2 separate regions of the Mus musculus genome follow, and region 1 is linked to region 2. Evidence: chromatin loops called from intact Hi-C (ENCODE). Cell type or tissue: gastrocnemius. All regions are shown on one strand.

Region 1 (2,500 bases), 150 kb after region 2:
AAAATATTTTTTATTTTACTTGTACCAATGTTTTACCTGTGTATATGAAAGTGCACTATGTATATGCAGTACCCACAGAGCTTAGAGAAGGGTGTCAAAGCCCTTGGAACTAGAATTACTGATGGCCATAAGCAACTATGTTGGTGCTGGAAATGAACTGGGGTCATCTGCAAGAACAGTAAGTGAGTAACTGCCGAGTTCATCTCCCTCCTCTCATGTGTAAGCGGAAACAAAACCCAAAATTGCTACATAAGCCATCTGTGGAGGTCCACACTTCTAATTTCAATACTCAGGATACTGAGGAAGGGGGACTGCATGAATTTGAGGGCAGCCCAGGATATGTACTGAGTACTGAGCAAGTTAGGGCTGTATAGCAATACACCCTCTCTAATTAATTAACTAATTAATAAAAATTAATAAACATGGCCATGAAAATTAGCAGGAATTTTCTTAATACATATTATACCTTACTTCTGTTTTCCTCATACATTCCTTAAAATTTTTAAAATTTTTACTTATGAGTATGTGTCTACTTCAGAGCCTATGGAAATCAGATGGTTGCATCAGATTCCCTGGAACTGGAGTTACAGACATTGTGAGCCCCCGTACAGGTACTGGGAATTAAATCTAGTTCCTTTACAAGAGCAGTAACTGCTCATAACCACTACGTCATCTCTCTAGCCCTGTAACTTCCTTCTCGGTTCAACTACCTACTACATGCATCTCCTCTGGAGACACTGGCTAAGTCCCAGCAATAGAAAGAGACTACACACAGTGCCTGACTCAAAAGCTCACAAAGGTACAAAAAATCAAAACAAACAATAGCAACACCAAAAGACCCAACAACAAAGCACTAAAGAACATACAAATGTATGTGCTTTCAAAAGGAGTAACACTTGAATTTAGTGCTCTTTTGTTATTATTTTAAAATGATTTTATGCATATTCATAGCTTAAAAAATTATAACCTGCTGAGCGTAGCAGCACACACCTTTAATCCCAGCATGCCGAAGACAGAAACAGGCAGGTTTCACTAAGGTCGAGGCCAGCCCGGGCTACATACTAAGATGAGACCCTGTCCTGAAAAGAAAAACAAAAGCAAGCGTACAAATTATAATCATGCCACACCAAGATTTATAAGGGTATAAAATAAAAGAAAATCCTTGGCAATTTTCTAATCCCTTCCTGATCTCTACTCTCCACTCCAATAGCCATTACTAGCAGGCTGCATGCGTCTGTCTTGAGGAGCACACACGCTTTTGGCATAGGAACCAGTTTCATATCATACACACTGATACTGCTCCATAAGCTACTTTCATACACATAATAAACATTAAAATAAAATTTAAAAATATTTCCAAGAGCACATATAAGTGAATTTTAACAAGTAATTAGTAATAGGAAAATGAGAGCTCAGAACTGGCAAAATAATATAGAAGAGGTTGAAATTTTCATAATATAGCATTAGAAACAGAAGAGACAGACAGGAAAATGGTCAATCCGTGAATCAGATCCCATGTGAGAGACACATCTTTTTTTTTTTTTTTTCCATTTTTTATTAGGTATTTAGCTCATTTGTGAGAGACACATCTTAAGTGACAATCCTGTTAAAGCCAGCCTGCTCTCAAATTCAATTCAAGACATTGCTAAATCTGATGGACTCATCATCATGTTAGTTACACTATACATAAAAAAGTTATTTTGAGTTTTATGAATCTGAGTGGTGACATGATTTTTTTCCAGTGCTAAAATTGAATAGAGGGCCCTATTCATTCTAGGCAAGTGCTATAGTATGACTGGGTATATCCCAGCACTTTAACAGTGTTTGTAAATTGACTTTGAGACAGGGTCTCACTAAGTTTCCCAGGCAGACCTTGAACTTTTTATACTCCTGACTTAGCCTCCCCAGCATTTGAGATTTCAGGCCTGTGCTACCAGGTCTGGTTGTGACCTGTTATGAAAGGTCAATGGCCACATTCCCAAATTAGAATCCACTTTTTTCTTCTGACCAGAAATGTTATGTGATGGTTAGGGTTAACTGTTAACGTGACAGTATACAAAATTACCTGAGAGATAGGGCTCTGGGCATGCTGGGAAGGGAGGTACAGGATTATGATAAATGATATATGTAAGAGACCCATTTTAATCACTGGTGGGGGATCCTGATGATACAGATGGAGAGGGGAACCTGAGCAGCACACATGGAAGCTCAGCTCTTTGCTCCAGGCTGCAGATGCACTGTGACCAGCTGCCCTATGCTCCCGTTCCTGTGCCTTCCAGCCATGTTGGGCTAGAATGTGAACTGTGAGTCAGAATAAACCCTCTCTTCCTGAAGTCGCTTGTCAGAGTATTCATCACAGTAACAAGAAAAGAAATAAGCACCATATGATTCACATATCAAAACATTTAAGGAAATAGCATAAGCGCTTTGAAGCGATCTCTATGAGAAAGACACTGCTTTGAAAGGCAGATCAAGTACACAGCACTTCATGTGAAAGCTG
Region 2 (2,500 bases):
CCCCAAAATTCTCAAGTGAAAACCTTCTATAACACAAGTGCTGATAAGGAACTAACAGTTTCAGATTATATCTGAGTTGCTGCTCATCTATCATGATCCTAGCAGCTAACCTATTTATTATCTGCTTACAAACCTCTGCTCTAGGGACTACCCAACTCTAGATGGCTTTTCTGAATTGTCCAATTAAAACTAACTAAATAAGAAAGCTTTCTCTTTTTAATTACACTACCATAAAAACATTTTGCTTTGCAATCAACTTAGGACAGACACAAGTGTTTTAATTTGCTTTTAAATTGTATAAGTCCCAGAAAACCCTTCTTTCTAGCAGGAGAATAAGGTTCATTCAAGGCTATGTAGACCATACTAAACTGAAGTCCTTCATAAATACAGCTTTGTATTTAAAATTACTGTTTTAGCACAGTACCTAAACTTTCCCTGTACTTTAACTGAAAGGTCTATCACTGCTACCTCTTTAAGAAAGAGAAGCTACTCATTACTATTTTGGTTTTAGTTTCTTGAGACAGGATAAGGATGGTCCTGAATTTGCTACCTAGATAAAGATGAACTTGAGTTCCTGATCCTTTTGTGTTGAGGTTTGGCCTTTTGCCACGTAAGATACTGCTAAATTCTCTATCCCAAGGTCATTGCCTCAAGACAAGTGAATTCTCAAGTATACCAGCTTTTGTTATGCAAATCTTGCTCTTTAAAACTACTTGTTGAATAATGATGCCTACAGCCTGTAGCTGGGCAGAAAAGAGGTAGTAGTAAGCTTAGGTTCCTGGGCTTGGGGTCTGAGACAGAGTCCACTAGGAGTGAGCAGAAAGAAGGCAGAAAGCGCCATGGGGTAAGTATAACTTGAGTGCATAGCCATGAAGGCCCACCTGTTGGCGGTAGGAGTGGCCCAGGTGTAACATTGCAAATGGTATTTGGAGAGGGGGGGTGTTTACTGATAGGAAAGTAGACAAAAGAGCAGAGGGTTGATATCTGCCCAGTTCTAATGCTTTAAGGCTTATTATAAACATAAAGGTTTTGTGTCTTTTTTATTTGGAACTAAATGATTAAGGTGGGGTAGAAACCCCCAAATAAAGTTTACCACAACGCTTTTGCTTCCTCCTCTAAAGTACATTTGTCATAAACAAGCAGAGGTTAAATTGTTGAAAATAAAATGTTCCCCTTCTTTTTCAGTACTGGGGTCTCATGCTTGCTTAAATGGTCTATTTTCCAAGCCCCTTGAAAATTGTATTAGAAACCAAGGTTCCTTCAAAAATGAACCTTAGAACCCCAGTGACAGACAAGAATTAAAATATCAAGCCCACATTTCTTAAAACTTTTTTCCTTGTATATGGTGCATGCATGCATGGGTGTGGGTGTGGGTGTGGGTGTGGGTGTGTGTGTGTGTGTGTGTGTGTGTGTGTGTGGTGTGTGTGTGTGTGTGTGTGTGTGTGTGTGTGTGTGTGTGTGTGTGTGTGTGTCGGGGGGGGGGGGGTTACACCCTAATTGCTATATTGTCCAGCCAGGGCTACACAGAGAAACCGTGTGTGTGTGTGTGTGTGTGTGTGTGTGTGTGTGTGTGTGTGTGTGTCGGGGGGGGGGTTGTGTGTGTGTGTGTGTGTGTGTGTGTGTGTGTGTGTCGGGGGGGGGGGGGGGTTTACACCCTAATTGCTATATTGTCCAAAAAACAGCTGATCTGGCCCACAATAAAGAAAAATATACAGTGTTATGTGTAAGGGAGACTCATTTCCATTCTTTTTTTTTCTTCAAGACAGGGTTTCTCTGTGTAGCCCTGGCTGTCCTGGAACTCACTCTATAGACCAGGCTAGCCTCGAACTCAGAAACCCACCTGCCTCTGCCTCTGCCTCCCAAGTGCTGGGGTTAACTGTTTAAAAGGAAAAAAAAAAAGATAGAGATGACTCAATGGTTATCTTGCTGCTCGTTCAGAAGATCCAAGTTCAGTTTCCCAGCACCCATGCTCAGTGGTTGCAATAAAACTGCCTACAATTCTAGCTCCAAAGGATCCAATACTCTATTCTGTCTGTGGGCACCACCACATGGCAAATATTTACAAAAAAATAAATACACATAAGTAAAAGTATTTTTTAAAAGATGCATCCTCTAAAAGGATATATAACATTAAGGCTGAGTTTCCTTTTTTACAAAACTCAGTCCTATACCCTTACTATTCAAAGGGTAAGTATAAGTATAAACATAGCCCAAGAGCTTCGCAGAAAATGGTAATTTGCATTTTAGTAAGATCCCCATGTAACACATTATATATATTTAAGTCTAAGAAATACCATCCTAATGTTTACCTGTACATTCAAATGTCATTCAATCATTCTCACTCCCTAAGTAAGCTTTATATTAACTATATTACAATTCCTTTATTAGGAAATTTACTGTATTAACTACAGAAATAGACTTCAAGGAGTAAGGGAGATATTCTTGTGGATAGTCTCTCCTTCAAACTTGCAGTTAAGTCAAAGTCATTTCTTCTACATAT

What was found. A loop is a pair of places that touch in the nucleus more often than their neighbours do. Peaks named below come from ENCODE experiments on the same cell type or tissue, not always from the same donor. Only the 100,000 strongest peaks of a DNase experiment are listed, where the experiment ranks them.
Region 1: a loop joins it to region 2, with 2.7 times the contacts of the local background. A loop is called at or near these places in 6 of 42 quality-filtered maps.

Annotation. Positions count from the first base shown.
Region 1 is chr11:83,343,630-83,346,129 of GRCm38, reverse strand. All of the region lies in intron 12 of Ap2b1 (adaptor-related protein complex 2, beta 1 subunit), which reads right to left. Among named protein-coding and RNA genes, the nearest start is that of Gm23951, 22 kb to the left of the region's middle. In gastrocnemius, no CTCF peak of the experiment used is centred here; no DNase peak of the experiment used is centred here.
Region 2 is chr11:83,493,910-83,496,409 of GRCm38, reverse strand. All of the region lies in intron 7 of Taf15 (TATA-box binding protein associated factor 15), which reads right to left. Among named protein-coding and RNA genes, the nearest start is that of Gm32650, 17 kb to the left of the region's middle. In gastrocnemius, no CTCF peak of the experiment used is centred here; no DNase peak of the experiment used is centred here.